2 separate regions of the Homo sapiens genome follow, and region 1 is linked to region 2. A link is a loop called in an ENCODE intact Hi-C map of the cell type or tissue named here. Cell type or tissue: PC-9. All regions are shown on one strand. Each heading gives the region's core, and the rest is flanking DNA. Links, peaks and the distances in the headings are about the cores only.

What was found. Hi-C counts contacts between places; a loop is a spot of excess contacts. Peaks named below come from ENCODE experiments on the same cell type or tissue, not always from the same donor. Only the 100,000 strongest peaks of a DNase experiment are listed, where the experiment ranks them.
Region 1: it touches region 2 in a loop (2.9-fold over the local background); 45 of 110 quality-filtered maps call a loop at or near these places.

The regions. Positions count from the first base shown.
Region 1 is chr17:17,683,620-17,695,892 of GRCh38, reverse strand. The region is part of intron 1 of RAI1 (retinoic acid induced 1); the gene reads right to left. Among named protein-coding and RNA genes, the nearest start is that of RAI1, 8.3 kb to the right of the region's middle. RefSeq lists a silencer at 882-1,311 and enhancers at 1,510-2,222, 2,223-2,937. In PC-9, for the core only: no CTCF peak of the experiment used is centred there; DNase peaks (open chromatin) are centred at 9,452, 9,822, 10,392 and 11,712; H3K4me3 peaks cover 2,927 bases; H3K27ac peaks cover 4,306 bases.
Region 2 is chr17:17,733,293-17,745,565 of GRCh38, reverse strand. All of the region lies in intron 2 of RAI1 (retinoic acid induced 1), which reads right to left. Among named protein-coding and RNA genes, the nearest start is that of RAI1-AS1, 27 kb to the left of the region's middle. RefSeq lists enhancers at 2,004-2,505, 4,968-5,599, 10,602-10,841. In PC-9, for the core only: no CTCF peak of the experiment used is centred there; a DNase peak (open chromatin) is centred at 7,185; H3K4me3 peaks cover 508 bases; H3K27ac peaks cover 3,017 bases.

The DNA.
Region 1 (12,273 bases), core at 6,806-11,805, 52 kb after region 2:
AGCTGCCTACTCAGTACAGGTAGGAGGTGACAAAGGGTAGCTGAATCGGTGCCTCTTAAGAGACTAGGGGAGGCCGGGCATAGTGGCTCACACCTGCAATCCCAGTACTTAGGGAGGCGAAGGTGGGAGGATTACTTGAGGTCAGGAGTTTGGAACCAGCCTGGCCAACGAGGTGAAACCTCGTCTCTACTAAAAATACAAAAAAATTAGCCGTGGTAAGTGCCTGTAATCTCAGCTACTCGGGAGGCTGAGGCAGGAGAATCGCTTGAACTTGGGAACCGGAGGTTGCAGTGAGCGGAGATTACGCCACTGCACTACAGCCTGGGCGACAAAGGGAGACTCTAGCTCAAAAAAAAAAAAAGAGAGAGAGAAAGACCAGGGGAAAGAAGGCGGCTGTGGAGTAGTAACTAGGGACTTAGGGCACGAGAAGGCCGGGTGGGGACAGGGCAGTGTTGGCAGCAAAGTTCTGGAAGAGGCTCCCCCAGGGCAGGCGGGGTGCCCGAGCTCAGGAGGTAGGAATGTGCCTCCCAGCCAGACAGTCCAACGACTGCCAACTAGGGGAGGCCTGTGCTCCTGGGCTGGAGGGAGGCCGGCCGAGGTTGCAGGGTCCAGGCCTGGACCGGGTGAGGTGTGCAGTCCCGGCCCCCTTCTTTCTCCTGCCCTAGGGCAAAGGGTAGGTCCTCACTGACCCATGGACAGTTCCGGGGAAGAGCTCGAGACCCAGAGACTGCAGCTGAGAGGCCGCCTGGCCTCCACTTTTAATAGCCCCCAAGCGGTAGGGGTCCAGTCTCCCCATTATCCTGGCCCTCGGAAGCGGCTTCCCGAGGCCCCTGCCGTGGGGTTGCCGGGCTCGGTAAGCAGAGCCCGTCCCGAGGCTAACCCGCACAGACTCTCTTTCATTATCCCCAAACATCCAGGGAGTGGGAGAACGAGGCCCAGAGATGCGCGCCGCCTGGCCCGGTAACCCGCAAGCGCCGGCCGCAACGCTGGGACTGGAAGCCCCCGCGTTCCCGGAAAAAGACCCGGGATCCGCCAGGGGGCGGGGCCTCAGCACCCCGCCCCGCCCCGCGGCCCCGCGAAGCATGCCGGGCCGGGCGCTGCCATGGCGACGCGAGCGGCCCGCCCCGCCTCGCCCCCCGCCTGGCCTCAGCGCCCCGAAGGTCCCGGGCCCCCTCCCGGCGTCGGCGTCGCGGGCCCCGACCGCGGCCTGTGGGACGCCACCGCGGAGGAGGCTCCGGCGCGGCCAAGATGGTGGGCGCCGCGGGCGGGGAGGGGCGGGACCGGCAGGAAGCGCGGGCATTTGCCCTCTCGCCGCCCCTTCTCGAGGTCGGGGAGAGAGGAAAGGAAATGGCCTCGGAGGCGAGCGTGGAGCTGCCCGGGCGTCTGGCCTGACAGCTCCTACCTATGCCTTTCCTCGAGGCCCGGGCCCTCCCAGCCCTCTGAGAGGTGGGCCAGGTTGGGGGCTGCCCTCGCTGGGATCCAGAATGTGACTCACACCCCAGAAAAGATGCCCCTCCCTCCCCACAGGAAGGCCCGTCTTCCTGGCTATGTTCCTCCCCGCACCTCGTGCGTCTCCACCGCGACGAGGAGGGGGCAGTTTGGTTCCTCAGGCCTGATGCCAGCCTCTGCCCACCTACACCCCAGGCATCCGTTATTGGGCAGAGAACCCGTTTCCCCTCAGCACGGCTGCCTCCCCGGTCAAAGACTCCAAAGTGCCCACAGATCTAAGCAGAAGTCGCTGCCCTCCCAGGAGACCCGGCAAGGCTAGCAGCTCCCAGGAGACCCTGAATCCCTTTGATTCTGTGTCCTGCCAGCAATGACGGGACAAGGGTAGGATGAGAGCAGACACTGACTGGGCCAGGACAGGTGACTCTCCTCCTAAGCCAGCGAGTCCTACGTGTGAATGACTGCCCAGATTAGGTGGGCAAACAAGCCCAGATCTGTTAAGGAGTGAAGTGGCAGAGCTGGGACTCGGCCAGGCTGTGACTCCAGATGCCTGTCCACACGTAGTGGCACTCGCTACTTCCCGGCCGCCCAGCCCGGGCTGGTCCAGCCGCCGATCTCTGGCCCAGAGCAATGGCCTGGTCTCCCGTTCCTTCCTCTCCCTTCCCCCTACCACAGGCCTGGCTTCCCTTCTGAGCCGCCAATCTGCAGCCACACAAAGCCCTGTTTGTTTGCTTTCTCTGCTGCTCCCCCTGGATCCGATGTCTTTCTCAGCTACCTGCCGCCTGGCTTCCTCTCCAAGCTGCCTGCCCAGCCAGCTGAAGGGAAGGAGGGGCGGCCATTGCAGCAAGCGCCGCCTCATGGCAACCCCATCACTCCTTGAATCCACCTCCCCAGTGCAAGGGGCTCCTAGCCTGGGTGGCCTGACCTTCGACAATGGCTTTGGAGCCCCCTCGCAGCATCTTAGAATGTAGGGTGCCAGTTGGGTGGAGCAAGAAAGATGCCTGGGGCACGGGGAGGGGAGCTGGAGAGGCCCAGCCAGTCTCCCCTCTCCTTTTGTGATCAAGCTTGTTTTGTTTGTCAATCAGGAAGGCTGCCCCTGCCTTCCCAGCAACCCACTGGCTGCCAGGAGATAAGGAGATGAATGGGACCAGGAGGGCCTGATCAGAGGAGGTGGAGGAATGATGCCCTGGTTTCATGGCCCTCACCCATCCTCACTCTTTCTGGGGACTCCCAGGTATCCCAGGCACTGTGATGAGAGCTTACAGGCTGCACGGGGGCGTCACATGGTGGATGCCCTCAGTGCCCACCCTGGGCAGATGCCTCTGCATGGCAGGCACCCCAGAGTGTGCAGATGTGCGCACCCATGGCAGTGTCGGGAAGCCCTACACAGCCTGAGCGAAAACAGGGCTTTCACAGGCAAAGAAAAATAAATACCCGCATTCCACACCACCTTCTCTACCTGCAGAGTGGAGTCTGCCCTCTCTCCCCTTTCAAATAAAGAAACCCAACACTGATAGGCACAGAGATATTGCAATCTTGCCTGGCTCCCTCTACCTAGGACTCTTTTATTGCACCCTGCCAAGCTGGGTGGCCCAAGGACCTCCTCCTTCCCCTTCCATCCCTTTCTGTGCTGAATTTAACCCTTACAGCAACTCCAGGATAAAGGCATGATTATGCCCACTTGATAGATGAGGAAAGAGGAGGTTCTGAGGGAGAAAACCATGAAAAGAAAAACTGCTTTGGTCAGAAGCCAAGCTCATGGCTGTCTGACTGCAAGCCTTCACTTCCCACAAGGTCACAATATTATTTCATAGCCAGGAATTAGCTCCCGAATGGATGAGTGACTAACATGGGGAAGGGGGTAAGCAGCAGGCAGGGCCTGGCTTTGGAGCCTGCGGATGTGATTTCTAATCCTAGCTCTGCCACTTGGTTGCTGTGTGACCTCAGGCAGATCACTTAACCTCTCTGTGCTTCAGTTTCCTTGATAATGGATATAGGGCAGTTAATAAGACTTAGCGAGGACCACCCAATGCCTGGCACAATAGTAGGCACTCAATGCTGGCTTTTCTCCATCCCTTTCAGCATCCAAAGAGACAGATATTCACATATTAGAGGAACCAGGCCTCTCCCACCAATGCTTTCACTCAGTTGGCCCTCCTGTCAGGAACCCCCCACCTTCCCAACCCCTGTAACCATTTCTGGCCCTCTCAGGCAGAGGCCAAGGGCTGTCAAGTTCAGCTCCCCAGGCTCCTGTCCTGCCTAGGAGACCAGGTCCTCTTTGTTTAATTAGCCAGGGCAGGGGCCCCAGGGGACAGTGTCACCCCAAGGGAACAAAGCCAGCTCCAGCCACATCCTGCTGGAGTCAAGAAGAGAGCCACTCAATTAAGTCTGATTTGGCAAAACGTCTGTTTTAGTGCTATTTCGGGCCACGGTGGGGATTTTCTGTGCTTGTCTCAAAGGTATCATAAACCAGATTACTTCCCGCCTCCCTCACCCCTATCTGTGTTTGAAATGAAAATATTGTTTTTCCTCTGCTCTTTTTTCCTGCTTCTCTTTCCCACCTATCAGAAAGCTGCAAATGAGAGAAAGGGAAAAGGCTTGGCCCCAGGCTGGAAGGTAGCACCTGGGGCTAGGGTGCTCCCACTGCCCACCTGGCCCTGCTGGATCCCCCAGAGAGCAACATGCTGGGGGCTGGAGTTCCCTCAAACAGACTAAAGGGTTTAGTCCTCTCTTTTGCCTTCTCCCCACCTCTGGAAGCCACTTCCTGGGCCCCCCGAGGCCAGGCCTTTTTCTGACTTCTCCCCGGGCACACACCAGGTGCCTGGTAGCCTCCCCACCCACAACACACTCCTGCACTTTCTGCCTCTGAGCCTTTGCCTGGGCTGTGCCCTCAGCTGGAAAGACCTCCCCAAAGGCCCTCCCTTAAAAGAGTAGAAGGGCTCGCATCCCTCTTTCTTCCCGCTACCTTTTCCTTCATAGCTCACATTACAAATAAATCCATATCTAGGCAATCATTTCTGTAACGTCTGCTCACCTACCACGCTCTATGCTTCAAACGGGCAGGGGCTCCATCTGCTTGGCCACTGCTGCTTCCCAAGACAGGGATCTCAACCCTCGGCACATGGACATCAGGGGCCAGCTGGTGTGTGGTTCCGGGGGCTGCCTTGTGCGGTAGGATGTTTAGCAGCATCCATGGCCTTTACCCACTAGATGCCAGCAGCACCTCCCCAGCTGAGACAACCAAAAATGTCTCCTGACATGGCCCAGTGTCCCCTGAGACACAAGATCGCCCCCGAATGAGACCCACTGCTCCACAGCCTGGCACAGAGCCCCCTTGAATGAGTGAATACCCGATGACTTTACCCTTCTAATAGAACATGTGATTTTATTTTACCTCTCATCATGATCATGTAGAAATTTCATTTTCCCTATCAGAACAGAAGCTTCCAGAAGACAGGCCCATATGACCTCAGCTGTGCATCAATGCTGTTTGCCCATAGCTATTTGCTGAAGGAATCACTATCAAAGCACCAGAGAGCACCAGACTGAAAGCCAGCTCTGATTCCCCATCCCTGCCCACCCCAAGCCAGAATGCTGGGTGACTTTGCTACAGGAGTTAAGCTTCTCTGGGTCTCCTGTCTCTCCAGCTGCTGTAACAATTCTTTGTCCACTTGGGCTCTGGGAGGTTTACAACTTCACATCTCTATGAAGCTGTAGCTCCTAAGAAATCTTTCAGGTGGTTTTTACTTTACATTGTCTGAGAATTCTGATTATCACTAATAGGCACAATATTTACTAAGCACACTATTCTGTGCCCAGGACTGGCTAAGTGCTTTAGAGGCCCTATCTCATTTGATCCTCTTAACAAAACTATGAAATAGGTACTATTACTTTCGCCTTTGATGAAGGAGGAAACGGGCTTAGGGAGCTTGAGGAACCTGCCTAAAGACACACAGAGGCAGGCAGTCCTGCTGCCTCCGGCTGGTGAGGAGTCCTCAATCAGGAAACACTTTCTGCTTTCATACTTGAGACTGAAATTCCTTTTTTTTTTTTTTTTGAGACAAGGTCTCGCTCTGTCACCCAGGCTGGAGTACAGTGGTACGATCATCTTGGCTCACTGCCACCTCTGCCTCCCAGGTTCAGGCAATTCTCCTGCCTCAGCCTCCTGAGTAGCTGGGATTACAGGCGCCCACCACCACGCCCAGCTATCTTTTTGTATTTTTAGTAGAGATGGGGTTTCACCATGTTTGGCCAGGCTGGTCTCGAACTCCCGGGCTCAGGTGATCCACTCACCTCGGCCTCCCAAAATGCTGGGATTGCAGGCGTGAGCCACGGTGCCCGGCTAGGAATGAAATTCCTTCTAAAATCAAGCACACCTGGCGCCAGACAAAGGCGGACTTTCCCAGGTCAATAAGGCCTCACAGGACCTCCCCAGCATCAGGCCCCAACAGTCAAGCAGAGAAGCAGCTTTAGATCACTATAGAAGGGTCTGATTCAAGGAGTTGGGGGGCTTTGGCACCCCTTTCTGGATGCCAACCGTCACTGAGAAGCCTGGCCAGGGTGACCTCCTCCAGCACCAAGCTGGTCCATGAGATCCTTCAGGGCAGAAATAAAAGCAACAATGGAGGAAGGGCCATGCTCTGGCACTTTCTATGTACCTGATGCTGGACTTGAACAAACGACCACCCTATGAGGTAGATTCTATCAGTTCCCCCATTTTACAGATGACAGAACCAAGTAAAGGAGATAAATAACTTGGCTAAGTTCGCAAGTGGTAGACCCTGGATCTGAACCCAGGCAAAGTCCAAAATACATATGCATACCCACTATGCTACATTAGAGCTGCATCTCATTCATGGCTGTTTTCTCAGTACCCTGGTGTTCTACACGTGATTTATAAATGAACGAATGAATGAGAGTTTGTGGTTATACTGCCACTAAAGTCACAAGTTGCTGGATGCTTTCCTGGGGTCCACCTACACCACTGGGGCAAAGTCCCTTTACATACAGAAACTCTGGCCAGAAAACTAGTAATTCTCACCCGCCCCATGTGTAAAAAGACCCACTCAATCCATCTGCCTTGACCTGGCTAGAAAAGAAATAAGCACCAAACTCCTCATTTTGGCCAATGTTATTACAGGTAAGGGTTAGATGTGACCTGGCATGAATGGAAGAAGAATAATTGGCCGGGCGTGGTGGCTCACCTCACGCCTATAATCCCTGCACTTTGGGAGGCTGAGGCGGGTGGATCACCTGAGGTCAGCAGTTTGAGACCCGCCTGGCCAACATGGTGAAACACCATCTCTACTAAAAATAAAAAAAAATTAGCCAGACATGGTAGTGCGTACCTGTAATCCCAGCTACTAGGGAGGCTGAGGCAGGAGAAATGCTTGAACCCAGGGGGCAGAGGTTGCAGTGAGCCGAGGTCGAGCCACTGCACTCCAGTCTGGGCGACAGAGCAACACTCCGGCTCAAAAAAAAAAAATAATAATCATAATGGTGATCTCTTCTACATACAAAGCACTTTAGCAATAAAAATAACTGCCCAAGGCTGGGCGCAGTGACTCACGCCTGTAATCCCAGCACTTTGGGAGGCCGAGGCAGGCGGATCATGAGGTCAGGAGTTTGAGACCAGCCTGACCAGCATGGTGAAACCCCGTCTCTACTAAAAATACAAACATTAGCCAGGCATGGTGGCGCACACCTGTAGTCCCAGCTACTCGGGAGGCTGAGGCAGGAGAATCAATCACTTGAACTCAGGAGACAAAGGTTGCAGTGAGCCGGGATCGCACCACTGAACTCCAGCCTGGGCGACAGAGCGAGACTCCATCTCAAAAAACAAACAAACAAAACAAAAAACAACTGCCTAACAGCCCAGCAATGATATCCCAGCTGAGGAACTGTGCAGCAGCAACCAGGAGGGGCCTGTTACTATCCTCATTTTGTTTATTTATTTATCATTGAGACTGAATCTTGCTCTGTCACCCAGGCTGGAGTGCAGAGGCACGATCTTGGCTCATTCCAACTTCCACCCCCCGGGGTTCAAGTGATCCTCCTGCCTCAGCCTCCCAAGTAGCTGGGATTACAGGCATGTGACACTACGCCTGACTAATTTTTGTATTTTTAGTAGAGATGGGTTTCATCATGTTGGCCAGGCTGGTCTCGAACTCCTGACCTCAAGTGATCCACCCGCCTTGGCCTCCCAAAGTGCTGGGATTATAGACGTAAGCCACCGCGCCCTGCCTATTATCCTCATTTTAAAGGGGAGGGAAATGGAGCCCCACAGTGAGCAGCTGGTACCTGGATTTGAACCCAGGCTGGTGTGACCCCAAAGCCTGTTTATGGCCCCAAGCTATAGGACCTCCTTGCTTTCCAGATGACAAAACACAGCAACACTCACTTTTTTTTTTTTTTTTTTTTTGAGACAGAGTCTCCTTCACCCAGGCTGGAGTGCAGTGGTGCTATCTTGGCTCGCTGCAACCTCCATTTCCTGGGTTCAAGTGATTCTCGTGCCTCAGCCTCCCAAGTAGCTGGAATTACAGGCATGGGCCACCACACCTGGCTAATTTTTGTATTTTTAGTGGAGATGGGGTTTTGCCATGTTGGTCAGGCTAGTCTCAAACTCCTGACCTCAAGTGATCCGCCTGCCTCGGCCTCCCAAAGTGCTGGGATTACAAGCGTGAGCCACGGCGCCCCAGCTCACCTTTAATGCTTACAACAAAGCCCGTTCACATTTTTGACAGAAGAGGAAACTGACCCTCACAGAGGGAAAGTGACTTGCCCGAGGGATGCTGCAGTTAAAACTCAACCACTTTTCCTGATTCCGAATCCAGTGCTCCTTCCCCTACCCCGACCCTATCTCGCCTTCCAGATGAGCACAGTCTCCAAGAAGGGAACTCTAGGAGGCGAACCCAAGCTCCACTGGATTCTGCATGTTCTCCCTCAAGCCCCCTGACCATGGGCCTGCAGACGCTCTGAGCATGCCTGCTGTCCCTGTTCTATCAGCTGTCTCCACGGGGTCCCTGGTTTCTCATGCCCAAGGAGTGGGTGACTTGGGTCCACAGACCATCAGTGCAAGAGCAGTCCACTCTTCCCCCATTTACAGATGAGACCGAGGCCAGAGAGGAAAGGAAGACTCCCCAGCAGTCCTGGCTCCCCACCATAGTGCCTAACACATGGCTTCCCTGCCCCCTACCCCATGCTCGCCTGCTCCACCCTCCTCTCCTGCCTCTGCACAGCATTCTGGGCACCTTCTCTCCCCCAGCCTGATCACTTTGTGCAGAAAGAGGTTGCTCAACTAGCCGGGCGTGGTGGTGGGCGCCTGTAATCCCAGCTACTTGGGAGGCTGAGCCAGAGAATTGCTTGAACCCGGGAGGCAGAGGTTGCAGTGAGCTGAGATCGCACCATTGCACTCCAGCCTGGGCGACAGAGCAAGACTCCATCTCAAAAAAAAGAAAGAAACCGGATGCTCATTGTTCACCTGGCCCCTAGACTTCAAGGGTGCGAAGCCTGGACCACAGGCTTGCTCCTGTCTGGGGCCATGCAAGCATGGAGCCAAGCAAGAGAACACTTAGGGTTGTCTGCTGGACAGACGAAGGAAGGCATGGCTGATGGTGGTGTGAGACGATGCGCCTGGCTGCTTTCCTTCCTGGCCCTAAGCACACTCTTCATACTCTCCAGCAGCAGCAGCAGGAACTTCTCCCTCACTCCTTGCCGTCCCCCCACTTCCATCTCTCCCTGTCCCTGCTCACCACTCCCCAGGTCCTCCACCCCCACTCCACCTCTCTGCCCTCATGTTTTTCTCTTCCCCATCTCTCCCCTCCCCGGCGCGCGCGTGCACACACACACACACACACACACACACACACACACACACACGGGTTCAAGAACCAGTGGAGCGAAATCTGTCCTTTGCCAGCCAAGCCCCAGCCTGTACCTCCAAGCCCTGCCTCCCACCCTGCCTCCCCTTCCCTGGTGTCACATTCCAATCTCAGATCCCCAGTGACCCACCAGGAACAGGGCACAGCTCTGCCTCAATCACTGGGGAACAGGATGAGCCAGTTTCTCCCAGCCCCCTCAGGAAGCAGCCTGGGGAAGCTGCCCGCCACCTCCCCCTGCCCCCCGACCCCACCAAGCCCCTCACCCCACTCATCTAAAGGCTGACAGCACAAGATCCACACAGACCTGAGCATGCCCTTGCTAAAGATCAAAGGGGCCCACGGGAGACAATGTTGGGGCTCTCACCCTCTCCACCTCACCTGGCCCTCCTGCCAGGAAGCATTTCTGAGCGTCCTGTGTTCTAGGCCTCGCCCTTGGCACTGGGCCGGAGAGAGCAAGGAGACGTGCTTTCAGGCCTCGATGCTTCAGCCTCATGGGGAGGACAGACACTGGCAGAATTGCCGATAATTCCGTGATAAACGCTATGCCACGAGTATAGACAAAGGGAGATGACTCATTCTGCCTCGGAGGTCAGAGGAGGAGGAGACAGGACGTCTGTTTTGGTCTGGGGCGGCAGGGAGGAAGGTGAGGGGCATCCCAGGTGGAAGGAACAGCCCAGCCCGATGCACAGAGGCAAGGATGCACATGGCTGCACCTTAACAAGGAGGTGCCAGCTGTGGCTGGAGGGGACAGGACTGAATGAGGACAGGGCAGGCAGAGGACACCAGAAATGGCCCTGGACAGCATGGGAAGAACTACAGATGGGACCTTTATTCATAAGGCAGCAGGAGCCACTGGAGGTTATCTGCTGGGTTTAGAACGATCGCTCTGACAGTGCTGCTGGCCAGCACCTGGGAGGGGACAGGATGGAGGCAGGGAGGCCAGTGAGGAGGTCCCAGCAACAGCCCAACCTCTTCCGCCACCATTCTTTCTGAGCCAAGTCCTCCCCTCTTGTTTGGCTACAGCACACAGGCCACATCCCTTCCAGCTTCCAAAGACTCGCTCTGCTCACTGTGTTCCCTCTGCCAGGAATGCTCCTCTCACTCTTACCTCGCCGTGCCTGAAGCACCTGCTCAAAGGCCCCTCCTCCAGGAAGCCTCCAGCTCTGGTCGAGGCCTTGGCTATGAGCTGGGTCCCAATCACCCACTGGGCTGTGACCTTCTTGTGGTCAAGTGCAGGGATGCTTCCTGCTTGGACCCCGACATTAAGCACAGAACTTTGGAAACAGTGGGTCCTTGGAAAATCCCTGTTCCCTTGGGCCCAGTGCCCAGGTGCCTCTCCCGCAGAGACGCTGCTCTGCGCACACCGTTGCTGTTGCACCTCCTCCCTCCCTGTGGAGCCACACGTTGGATAGGGGAGGAAAAAGACACCCATGCCATGGCCACAGGCAGCTGTGGAAAGCAATGCATTTCAAACATGGGCTGCCATGGAGATAGAACAGCAATAACAATACAACAATGACGGCAGCAATCAGCATTTATTGGCAAAAGCACTGCTCTAAACTTCATATGGATTAACTCACTGCATCTTTACTTCAGTACCGTGAGGTCTGTACTGTTATTCTCCTGATTGTAAAGATGGGGACACTGAGGCACAGAGAGGTAAATGGCCTGTTCAGTATGTGGTGGAGCCAGGAGTCAACCCAGAACTTGCCCTGAAGGACTTCGCCACACAACCAACCTCTCCAAGACAAACGGAGAGGAAAAAGGAAGCTGCCGAGGAAGAGCCCACAGTATGTCCTCACTTGGGGAAAAAGAAAACTATGCATGGATTGGTATATGTAATATACATACATACATACATATATATATATATATATATATATATATATATATATGCATTAAGTGAGTAACAAAAAGTCTGGAAGGATACGTTCAAACTATTAACTGGGGTTACCTGCAGGGAGGGTGCCAAGGGAACTTTTACTTTTACTACATATATTTCTGGCTTATTTGCATTTTTCACCCAAGTATCCAAGTGTTACTTGAGTAGTTTAACATGAGAGGAATTATTAGGGTTGCAATTAACATTTGTTGCATGAATAGATGGCAAATTCATTTCCTAGGCTTGTTTTTTTCAAATTCTGGGTATGACCCATCAGTGGATTGCAAAATTAATTTCGTGGGTAGCAATCAGTAATTAAAAAAAAAACAAATACACAAGAACAAAAAGGATTACAGACCAGCAGACACAGTAAGGGAGTTATTTCAGTAAACTTTTGTTTCAGCTATATACAGTGTGACCTGTGTAGTTACCTACGATGTATTTCTTACTATAGGTCACGGGCAAGAATTTGAAAGCAATTGGTCTAGGCTTGGGAGTCTAAAGAGGAGTAAGGCTGGGTGCAGTGACTCACTCCTGTAATCCCAGCACTTTGGGAGGCCAAAGAGGGAGGATCGCTTGAGCCCAGGACTTCAAGACCAGCCATGGCAAGACCCCTGTCTCTAGAAAAAAAAAAAAATTTAAAATTAGCTACGTGTGGTGTCGGGCGCCTGTGATCCCAGCTACTCAGGAGACTGATGCTGGAGGATCGCTTGAGCCCTGGAGGTTGAGGCTGAAGTGAGCTGTGTTTGTGCCAAGGCACTCCAGCCTGGGCCACACAGCAAGACCCTGTCTCAAAAATAAAACAAAGAGGAGTAAGACAGGGTCCCTGCCTATGAGAGCCCCACAGTCTAGTGGAAGAGAAAGGCAGCTCCAGTACCCCTGAGTTCCCTTTATCTCCACAGAAGCCAGAGGGATGCTAGGCTGGTGGGAAAGGTCCTATTTTGCCCACTCCACAGTTGGCTTCTGGGGCCTGGATCTCACCTTGATACATTCTCCTCCTCTCCAAGGCTTTTGCTTGTGAGAGCTTTTGCCAGAGTTATGGGGCTGAGCCTGCCCTGAGATCAG
Region 2 (12,273 bases), core at 4,206-9,205:
AATAGCCAGGCGTGGTGGCACGTGCCTGTAATCCCAGCTACTCAGGAGGCTGAGGTTGCGGTGAGCCGAGATCGTGCCACTGCACTCCAGCCTGGGCAACAGACCCTGTCTCAAAAAAAACAAAAACAAAAACAAACACACACACACACACACACACACAAAAGCCTTCAATGGCTCCCTGACTTAGAGAATAAAACAGAAACTCCATGGCCTGGCATCCAAGATCCAGAACCCCTTGGTGGCTCCCTACAGTGGGTTGATCATGGCCATCCCACAGGGACTCCAAAGTCAGCACATCCCAAATACCTCCCTTTCCTTAGAATATGCTCTTCCAAGCTTTTCCCTCTCCTTTCTTCTACCTAAAAACTTGTGATCTCTGTGGAGTCCCAGTTCACACTCCATGTCCCTTCAAGGTTCCCCGATCCCCATTCCCTGTCCTGCCAACCCACAGTTAGTTCCCTCCTTTGTGGACCCTCTTCCATCATCACTTTACAGGCCCACTCCCCATGGAGGGGTCATTTATCAGCTTAGGGGTCAGTCTCCCCACCAGGACTGTGAGAGCCCCTAACAGCAGGGCTCAAGGTCTGAAATCCTCGGGGTTCAGCACACAGTAGGTACACAGTAAAGATTTAATTGTGTATGTAAATGCCCACAAACAGAGTCAAAGACTCAGATTACACTAGTAAAAGTAAAGACCTCTAGGGAAGCCTAGACAGGAACTCTGACCTGTTTATGTGCCTCTACAGTTTTCCTTTTTTTTTTTTTTTTTTTTTTTTGAGACGGAGTCTCAACCTGTCACCCAGGCTGGAGTGCAGTGGCACAATCTCGGCTCACTGCAACCTCCACCTCCTGCGTTCAAGAGATTCTCCTGCCTCAGCCTCCTGAGTAGCTGGGATTACAGGTGCGCACCATCACGCCCGGCTAATTTTTGTATTTTTAGTAAGACAGGGTTTCACCATGTTGGTCAGGCTGGTCTCGAACTCCTGACCTCGTGATCTGTCCGCCTCGGCCTCCCAAAGTGCTGGAATTACAGGCGTGAGCCACCCACCGTGCCCGGCCTTCCCTTCTTTATTTACAACCATTTCCTTTCTTTTGGAATTAAAAAATGATTTTGAATGAAAACCACGCCAAGGCTGCCCCTGACAAACTGCCTGCTATTTCTGTGAACCAGTTCTGTGTGGGGCCTTGCCTTTCTGGCTACTGACCCTCATGGCCACCCTGAGGGTACAGAAATGGCTGGACCCACTTTACAGAACAGCAGACTGAGGCTCTTAGCAGGGAAGGGCCACCCAGGGCAGATGGGCTGGTGTTTGAACCCTAGGGGAACCCGAACCCCATGCTACCCCCTGGCCTCCCCCAGGCAAGCTGGGAATTAATGACGAAGAGGGGTGATACTGGCAATCCCACAGGGAGTCCTAGGTGGACAAGTCCCAAATCTGTTCCTCCTCAGGCGTCCCCGTATGCACCAGTGCCACCATTCACACAGTCACTCAGGTCTGTAGGCAAAGCCTCTTAAATACTGTGTGGCCAGAACTGTGCAAAAAAATGCAATGACTGTCTCACAGCCCAAACCAGAATCGGGCAGACAGAGCTCCTGCTGGTCTCCCCTCCATTCCCTTTTAGCTCCCCTCCCTGCCCTGAGCCTGCCCGCTCTCCTACGGCCCAGCCAGGGGCTGCAGAGTGGATCCGGGCTCCATGCAGCCTAAAAGATGTCCTTGGCCCTCCTATGCCTCATGCCAGTTCCTGATCCTGGAAGGGATCCATGGCAGCCAAGAGGCTAGTAACAATTCAGATTCCCAGGCCACCTCTAAGGATTGAGATTAAGTCAGGTCCTAGGACGGGAGCCGTGCATGTGCCCAACCAGCCAAATCCTGGGCTGCTCCTACATTTGCCAGCTGAGCTTCAGAGACCTGGTGCCTGCCCATTGGGGTCAGGAGGCAGCCCCAGAGAAACCACGTGTGTGGGGTCTGCTGCGCACATGTCCTGGAGTTTCCAGTGGCATACACCAGTCTGAAGGAGGCTGGATACCAGCAGTGATGGGCTGCTGCGGGCAGGGGCAGCGACTGGGCTCCTGGACGCTGCCACTCAGGGGCCTCCACACCCCTCTGGAACCGTGTGTTCCTGCGCCCTGGGGGCCTGGCATATAGTATGGCACAAGCAATGCTTAGGATGTGGAACCAAGCATAGCACTGGGTACAGATTCCTCCCAAATCACAAAGGCTACCATTTATCAAGTGCCTACCCATGGTGAGTGTTCTGCCTTCAGGATCTTGTTTAAAACTGGGGCTGGGGTGTGAGCCCATTGGGAGGCACTCTGGGAGGCCAAGGCAAGAGGATCACATGAACCCAGGAGTTGGAGACCAGCCTGGGCAACATAGTGAGATCCCACCTCTACCAAAAAATTAAAAATTAGCCGGGTATGTTGGCATGTGACTGTAAGTCCCAACTACTCGGGAGGCTAAGGTGGAAGGATGGTTTGAGCCTGGGAGGTTGAGGCTATGGTGAGCTGTGATCATGTCACTGCACTCCAGCCTGGGCTGCAGAGGGAGACCCTGTCTCAAAAATCAATAAATCAGGGACTGGAATGAAGGGAGTTGTAATAGCAAAAATGTTTTCCTACATTCACCCCACAGAGACTTACATAAATACCTGGCTCCTGTTCCCAGGTTGGAGAGCAGGAAGGGACACTCTGCAGCCCAGGGAGGTCTGAACCACATCCAGATCTCACTGGGGACAGGGATGGCCGAGGGGCCCCATAGGGTTGTAGAACAGTGCGTGTGCAAGGACCCCCAAACCAGATAAGAAATGCAGGGGATTCCCAGAGCCTGGAGGAAGGTCTAAAGGACCTTCTAAGGGTGCCCACCCTTGGCTCTGGGGGACTCAGGTGTGGGACAGCATGGACATGAACTTGCGACTTCACACACTTCTCTCTCTCTCTCTCTTTTAAAACGAGTGCATATTATTTGTTAAAAGCAGAGGGGATATTATTTTTGGCAAAGTTTCCAGTGAATTCAGTGCCAGAGCTTAGGGAGAGTGGGGTTGGTTGGAGGTTAGTCCTTCCAGATAGATAGTTTCAGACTCTGGAGAACATTCATTCCTTTATTCATTCATTCATTCACTCGTTCATTCATTCATTCATTCATTCATTCAAACCAAGATCTGACCCTCTGAGCAACTTGCCTGCTACCTCAGGCCTCGGCAGTAAGAATTCCTTCATTCATTCCACAAATATTCATTAAGTGTCTATTGTGAGTCTTGGGAGCCTCTGCCAGCCCTGTCTGTGGTGAGCCTGGAACCATGATCAGAGGCTGGGCTGGGAGTGGACAGGCCAGGGTGGGGCAAGCAGGGCAAAGCCATGTGGCACTGCCTGGCATCTGCTGTGGGCCCTGACGTCCCTGCCCCTTGACTCCTGAATATCATCACCCGTGGCCACAGAAGCCCACCTCCCACCCCAGAGCCGGCAGGCACCCAAGACGGGAATTATGGTCTCCACAAGAGACACTGACATGAAGCTGGTTACTGCCTTTTCAGCAAACGTAATTCCTTTTTATTAGAAAATTAAAGGGTAGGACCAGCTTGCCAAAAGCCAAAAGAGCTGAAATGTGCTTTCCTAAGATATGCAGCGTCTGATAAAACGGATTTACCCATCTCCCTCCTGTTCTATCGTCATCTCCCTCACCCAGTCTCTCCTCCATTCATTCCCCTTCCACTGGCACCGAAGCAACGGCCGTGAGCTTGGCCCTGGCCGACAGGCCCAGCACCCTGGATGTGGGGAGTGTGCTTTTGTTTCCTTCATGCTGAGCCCCACTCCCGGGCTTTAAGCCTTTTTAGAACCACCTCGGGGATTCTCTTGCTTTCCTGAGACGCAAAGGCTGCCTGTGGCCTCTGCTAAGCTGAGGGTGTCAGGAGGGGAAAGGCAGGAACAATAAAGGATTGAGCTCCCGGAGAAACAAGCTCATCCATCTGGAGACCCAGGAGCAGGCAGTTCCAGACAGAGCCAGCTGAGGGAGGCGGCCAGGGCAGAGAGCCGAGGACGAGTCCCGCACTGCCACACAAAAAGCAACTATTCAAAACCACCCAGGGAGTTCTCTCTTATTGAAAAGTCCTTGATTCTTCCCTTTCTGTGGCAGAACTCATGAACAAGGGCCCCGTCTTATTAATGGGGTGATGGAGGGGCCCGGGAGGGAGGGTCCCCCTGCTCAGGAAGGTGGCCGAGCCCGCCCTGCGAGTCATTAGGAGCTGGTAACTAAGGTAACTCCAGAATCGGATTTTCTTCCCACTAATCTCTCTTTTTCTCTTTTCCTTTCTCTCTCTTTTTTTCTCTGCTGGTCAGATGCTACCTTCCTGGTTTAGAGGGGACTCAGGAGGGTGGTGGGGAGAGACGGAAAGAAAGGCGTGCGTGTACGTGTGCGCTTAAGTGTGTGAGTGTGAGCGTGCGTGTGTGCGTGCGCGAGTGTGTGTGTGTGTGTGTGTGCGCGCGCGCTTGTGCTGAATACTAACATGGTCACCACACTCCGGATGCTCTGACGGCGGGCGGGGGTGGTGTCTCGGCTCAGGTATGTGTGCCCCTGCCCTCTCCCCACACTGCCTCACCCACCCCTCCCACCCGCCCACGGCCTCCCTGTTCAAGGGCAAAGCCATTCCCTCACTCCCTCCTTGAGTAACAAAAGACAAGATTGAGTTTCCTTTCACCTGCTCTGAGGAAGTATCTGCTTTGGCAGGTCTAGCACAGCCTGCTTTGTTCTGGCGAAAACCAAAACGGGATCTGTCCTGGGGCTTGCCGGGGTGGGCAACAGGATGCAGGTCAATACAAAAATCAATATGAAAAATAGCATTGTCCCCCAGGCTCCTGCTGCCTGGACCTCCCTCCCTGAAAGCTGAAGTCCAGGGAGGTGCAGCCAAGTCAGCTTTGCTCTGAGAAGACAGGTTCAAACCCCAGCCAGGCCACCTGATGGCCACGTGGCCTGGGGCAAATTCATTCACTCTCTGAGCTGATTTTCTTGCCCTACACAGCAACCTTAGAGAAGTGCCTGTACCTATTCGAAGCCCCCAGCACGGCATCAGGCCTCTTTCCCACCTGGTCCTCTTTAGGGCTCAGAGCAGATGAACCACTTCCACCAGGGTGGGTGGGGAGCAAAGAAGAGATGGGTGACCCCCAACTCTCCAGAGGTGGCTGTGTTAGGGTTCCAGTCTTGCAGGTAGTGTTTCTGAGGAAGAGGAACACCACCAGCCCCTGGGACCTAAGGGTTCTCTGGATGACAGAGGAGGAGCTAGGGACCCCTGGCCAGGGTCCTCCCCAAAGGGGGCCTGGACCACCAGCACAGCTTGGGGCAGGCAGGACCCCTAGAGGCTGCACAGCTCCTTTCCCCCTGAGCACAGAGAAGCCCAAGGGTCTCCCAAGGCCCTAGCTGGGCACTAAGCCCAGAGTCCCAGGCACAGGGCTTACCCCATGCGGGTGAACACCCCCTTCAATGGATGCTGATGTCTGATCCCCAGCTATCCCCACTTTGGAAGGGCTCAGCCTGGCCTGTGATTCCCTCAGGGTGGGGCTGCAGCATCTGGAGGCTTCCATCCCCACTCCCAGTGGGGAGAGGGAGCTGCCACGCGGTGAGTCATGTTAGCTCAGCGGCTGTATGTGCTTGGGGGAAGGGCCGAGCACCGCTGCCCTCCATCTGGGCCCAAGGTGACAAGGTCAGCCCCCGTGGCCCACTGGCCAGCTGGACTGGTGCCTGGGACCCACCCCAGGTGGCCTCCGGGTAGTTCCCACTGCTCCAGGACCACTCTCACCACCCCGCACCACCACCAACACAGGGAGACTGAGCCTGCTCAGAGTGGAGTGGTGGCATAAGACCTCAAAATCCCCAAGGAGTGGAGGTAGGGATGGGGTCTGTGGGGCAGCCAGAGGTCAGGGGAAGCAGGCAGGTGCTGGAATGTGTGGTGGGGATGCGGTGTCTGGAGCTGAGACAGAGCAAAGCTTTCTTAGCTCTGGAAGGCAGGAGGGGCCACAGCCTCAGTAAGCAGCAGGCATCCCAGGCCTTACGGCCAAAGGCTCCCTGACCCCTGGCTGCCAGATTCTCTCTCTGTATCCTTATCCCTCCCCATCTCTCCCTGCTCTGCCCTCTTCTTTCTCTCCCTCCTGGTCAGGGCTGCTAAGCAAATGGACTGCAAATGGGATTCTGCGTTTTCATTTGCACCCACCTTCGCTTCCCCAGCTCCTGGGGGCTGGCTTGTCCCATCCTGTCCAGCCATCTCTGTCTTCCCCTCCTTGGAGGGCAGCCATAGCCACACCTCCACCAAGAATAGGCTGTGAGCTTCTAGATGCCAGGGGTCAGGTGAGCTAGTCAGGGCCTTGCAGAGCTTGGCTCCTATCTCCACGGTTTTCAAGAGAGCCTTTACTGGGCACGTGGCTGCCCCAGTGTGTGAGCAATATGCACGGAGGAGGCGGCCTCACTCCCGTTCTTCACTTTGAATTGCCTCTGTCTCCCTTGTCATACAACTTGTCTTCCCCAGGGGTGGAGGAGGCCTTGGGCAGGCTGTTCCCACTGACAGAAATTTCCTGGTTGCCAGGAAAACACACCTCAGAAATAACACTGATGACAGCTGCTGCCCTTCCCCAGGATACTACGGGCAGCGTGCTGGGCTGTCTGGGTAAGGCTGGGGCCCGTGTACTTATAAAAACAGGGAGGACAGCCCATGCTTGCAGCATGAGCCCTTTGAAGGTAATGCAGGCCTGAAAACTCCCACCAAGCCAACCCATTCCCCAGATGGAGAAGACTGACACCCAGAAGGGCCCACAAGTAGACTCTCTGGCCCTCTGCAGCCCATCAGGGTCCAGTGAGTACAGCAGCTTCCTGTGTGGTGCCTGGGTTGCCTGAGCTCAGACACACACAGCTGCAAGCTGGCAGTTGCTACGTTTACCCCAGCACCTCAGAGCCACCTTGAGAAGCTCACGGAGGGGTGGACCCCAGGCTCATTTCAAGCCCATGGCTTCTCCCAGTTTCCTGCTGGTCCCTGGAGTCCTCTGCCCCCGCCTTCACCCGCAGACAGGCCAGGCCCAAGGCCGTGTAGGGCAGCAGGGACCACCCAGGTGGCGGAGGCTCCTCCCAGCCTGACCGCAGCAGCCGGGAAAACAGGCTCCTCAGCTGCACCCTCCTGCCCACCCCACCCCGCCCCGCCAGGCCAGCCGCCTCACCCAGCCCTGAACCAGGAACTGGGCCTGCCGCCAGCCAGCCCGCCCCACTCACACCATAGCCCCTCACCCACCCCAGCCCACCCCTCAGTGCCCGCCAGATGTGGGAGGAGGCAGCAGTCTCCTGGTACTCACTCCCTCATGCTACCTTAGCCTAGATCAACCCCCTCACCTTCCTCTGTCAGGAGTCAGAGGGAGAGGCCCAACCTTCCCATGGCAGCTGCCATACTGGCCTGAGCCATACTCAGGCCATACTGAGTGCTCAGGCCATACTATGCCATACTGGCCCCCTTGACCCTGCCTCCTTGACCAGCAGCCGTCCACCTCATGCCCACCCACCAGCATGTGAAGCCACCTGCCCCCCTGGGATGGCACTGCCTCCCTCCTTCTGGGGCCAGGGTGGGGGGCGCCCCCTCCCCCCACCAGGGGCAGGGTCTCTGTGCCTGCCTTACACTTCTGAGGCTGGATCACTGAGGCTGAAATTTCAATTAAGGAAGAGAAATAATTACTCTGGGGCTCCAGGCCTGCTCAAGTGGTGACAGGCCTCAATATCTGCTTCTCTGGAGTAGGCGGAGGTGGCTGGGGCCCCCCGCCCTGAAATCAGGCTGAGCCCGAGAAGGGCCCTGGACCCTTGCCCATGTTCAGCCTTGTAGCCCCCCTCCATCTGTCTGCTGCAATAAGGCCACCCTCAGGTATCCCCATGGTAGGGGGATATGGGGCGGGGGACTGGAGGAAAGGTACAGGCTTCTGGCAGAGGGGGCTGGGGAGCAAGCCTCAGCTGGCTTGACAAAATTGAATTAAATTAAATTTAACCATTCAGTCACTGCCTATCCCTGTGGTGAGCCTAGAGGCTGCCAGGACCCCACCAGAAGCAGGTAGGGACCCCAAGAGTAAGACTGGGCAGCTCTGGCCTCCCTCTGGTAGTATTCCAGCACAGGCCAGGGTTTTGGGCCAGGGGGTGGCAAAGGCTGCATTCTGGAAAGGTTCCTCAGAAGCCCACTCTGCAGCTCAGCAGGAGTGAGTCTGGGCAAGACCCTCCCTCGGGCCATGTGCAAAACAAGGACCACAGGTGGGGTCTCTGGGCCCCTGAGACCCTCCCCTATTGCCTCCTCAAGTGGCCTTGAAACAGCCAGGCTGAGCTATGACCCCCTCATCTTCAGAAAACTCCTTCCCTAGAAATGTCCCATCCTCAATCCAAAAAATGTCCCTTCTCTGAGAATGACCTGTTTCTTCCCCAGAAATGCTTCATTTTAACCCAGAAATTCCCCAGCTCCAAAATGTTCCATTTCCAGAAATGCTCCATCTTATCTCCAGAAATATTCCCCGTCATCTTCAAATGTAATCCATCTCCAGAAATGCCAGTGGTCTACTGAGGCTCCACCCTAACTCCAAGAATGTTCCACTTCCAGAAATGCCATATCCCATCTCCAGAGATGTTGCATTTCAGCTCCAAAAATACCTCATCTTCAGAAGTGCCCTATTTTATTTCCAGAAATACTCCAGCATCATCTTCAAAAACACACCACTTCCAGAAGTATTCTAGTTTCTCTCTAGAAAGAATCCATTTCCAGAAATGTTCCATCTCTAGCAATGCTCAGAATCCAGAAAAGCCTCATCTTTACTCCTCAAAAATGCCCTCTCCCATCTCCAGAAATGTTCTCATTTCATCTTCAGAAATGCCCCTCCTCCAGAAATGCTTTTCATCTCTTCTCTAGAAACGTCCTCATCCTGTCTCCAGAAACACCATGTCTCATTTCTAAAAACATTCCATTTCTGGAAATGTTCCAGCTCCTATCTGGAAGTGTGCATGCCATCTCCAGAAAGGTCTCTCCATCTGGTCCAGATGCTGCAGAAACACAAAGACCCACTTCCTTCTACATCTCCTACAGAGAAGCTAAGCAGTGACTGGGCCTCCTCCCCGCCTGTTCCTCTGTTCCTTGGGACCTCTCGGCCATCTGCTGGGCCTGCTCTTATCCCAGAGCAAGGACAAAGTCAAGAGCAGTGCTGGCAGGTGCCAAGGTCTCTGGGAGGGAGAGCATGAATGGTCAGAGTTTGGGATGACTGAGAGCCTCCCAGGTCTGACCTGGGGGCAGGGGCCATGAGAGGAGCCTGGGGTGGGAAGGAATGAACCAGGACAGAGGCGGTGGGGGTCTCAGCACAGTTCCCTCCAGACACGTTCTAGCCACAAACACCTCCACTGGCCCAAGTGCACATACTCACAGTTCACAGTCAATACCCACACAGCCCAGAAATGTCCCCCCATCCTCCAGGGCCATGCGCAATGCACACTCACAACATGGATATCCACACTCAACCCTTGAAGCCCCACCCGCACAAGTACACACACCATACACAGATGCACACACATAACACAGATACACAAACAAGTCCACTGTCACACATCACACACCACACACACAATCACAGTCCCCTATATTCCTCAGGCCTTTTGTGGGCCAAGTTCAGGGGACACCTAGGGGCAGAAGCCCTGTCAGTCCCTCCAACCAGGCTGGGTTGGCAAAATAGGGCCACCTCAGAACTGCCGCCAGGAGATACACAGCCCTAGGCACTTTGCGCTTAGAAGGGACCACAAAAGAGAGGAAGGCACAGGTTGGGCATCTGCTTGCACACCTACCCACCTAAGATGGGGCACTCACTACCTCCTGGAGCAGCCCAGGCCACTTCTAAATCACTTCTGAATGAGAGGAAGTGCATCTTTGGGCTGGGCACGGTGGCTCACGCCTGTATTCCCAGCACTTTGGGAGGCTGAGGCAGGTGGATCACTTGAGGTCAGGAGTTTGAGACCAGCCTGACCAACATGGTGAAACCCCGACTCTACTAAAAATACAAAAAAAATCAGCCGGGCGTGGTGGCGCACGCCTGTAGTCCCAGCTACTTGGGTGGCTGAGGCAGGAGAATCACTTGAACCCGGGAGGCGGAGATTGCAGTGAGCCAAGATCGCGCCACTGCACTCCAGCCTGGGTAACAAGAGTGAAACCCCGTCTCAAAAAAAAAAAAAAAAAGGCTGGGCATTGTGGCTCACATCTGTAATCCTAGGACTTTGGGAGGCCGAGGCGGGTGGATCACCTGAGGACAGGAGTTCAAGACCAGCCTGACCAACATGGTGAAACCCCATCTCTACCAAAAATACAAAATATTAGCTGGGCGTGGTGGTGGGAGCCTGTAATCCCAGCTACTTGGGAGGCTGAGGCAGGACAATTGCTTGAACCCGGGAGGCAGAGGTTGCAGTGAGCTGAGATCATGCCATTGCACTCCAGCTTAGGCAACAGAGCAAGACTCCGTCTCGAAAAAAAAAAAAAGTAAGTTTCTATTTGGATGAAACTGAAACCTTTCTATGTCACCTCTGTCCACACAAGCAAGTCCTGCTCTCTGGAGGTGCAAAGCCCATGTCCTGTTGAGATTTCAAACAGATTCTCTCCTCCCTGCCCCATGTCAGGTGGGAAAGGAGAGAGAGATGGCTGTTCTTGGGGAATGGGGCCTGGAAATAGCTTTGTGGAGGGCGAGCTGGTGTCGCGAGCTGGTGTCAGAACACACAGATACGCACACACTTAGATGTACAAACATGCAAGCACAGATATGTGCCCCTGTGTGTGTCCAAGGAGCTCACACGCAGACACACAGGCAGGCATGTAATACACCTACACGCTCTGACCCGCACATAGGAAAGCAGGTGTGGGCCCACTGGTCTGCACCAGGTCCGTCCCTGACACCTCTGCAGTGGAAGTTCTTGGAGCCTTCAGGTGGGTGGGAGGGAAAAGGGGCTCTGTCTCCATGACCCCCATTCCCAGCGGCCTTGGTTAGCCCTGGTCTGCTCCCACGGGAGGATAAGTACCATTTGTTAGGCCTCCCAATTTAGAATCAGCCACAATTAACTGGAACCTCCTTAACATCCCCCCAACTTTTTATTTTTTTGAGACAAGGTCTCGCTCTTTCACCCAGGCTGGAGTGCAGTGGTACAATCTTGGCTCATGGCAGCCTTGACCTCCCGGGCTCAGGTGTTCCTCCCACCTCAGCTTCTGGAGTAGCTGGGACCACAGGCACCCACCACCATGCCTGGCTAAATTAAAAAAAAAAAATTGTAGAGAGAGGGTCTCGCTATGCCAAGCCCCCTTTTGGTCGTTGGGGGCTAAAGGCAGGCGTGAACAGCACTTGAACATGCCCTTCAGTTTGCCTTCTATGTGGACCCCTTTGTCTGATACCCCCCAACTAGCCAGTGCTTGACTAGAAACAAGGCTTCAACGTCTGCCTCAGGCATCCTCCTCAATCTCTCCCCCTGTCCTGGATGCTCATTTTCTCTCTGCCTAGACCTCCCTCCTCTAGGAACCAAGATCCTCACCCAAAAACGTGAGAAAAATAAACCAAGCAGTGGAAGACGAATCAGAACGTACACGTGGTCCCAGGGCCCAAGATGGCCAGACCTTTGCATTGGGTGGTGAGGGGGCCCCGGGTCTCCCAGCCCCCAGGAGCAGCCAGGCCTTCTGCAGAGGCTTCTGCATTGGTATTCTCTGTCCCTCACAGCCCAAATTACACTGGCTCTCCTGGGACCCTTTTATCGCACGTTGTCACTTCAGCAAAAGGTTATGTACGAGAACATGGAAATCCCTCCTGCATATTAACTAAAGGAGCATTTAAAAAATGTGCCAGAGAAAGAAGCCCACCTAAGAGCCAATTTTTCCAGTGTCTTAGAGAGAACGAGCACTGGACTGGGAGTCAGGAGTCGGAATTCTTGTCAGGGTCCTGCCCTTACTGGGACCTGGGGCGTGCCATGTCACTTCCCTGAGATCCAGTGTTCTCATCTGCTGAAAATGAGAATAAAAGCACCCACAATGGTGCTCTATCAGGGATGCTGTGAGGGTCATCTGAATGCCTGGAATGAATGAATCATCTTATAGAACAAGCAGAATCTGATTGGTGTTAGTATTCAGGCATTGCCAACCAAGTACTTAACAGGCAAGGAGAACATGGTATTATTCCCCAAGCATTCTGCATCCTTTCACACCTCCTTATCTTTCCCCACGCAGTGCCCCGCATCTGGTGCACCCTTTCTTTTTCTTTCTGGCCTG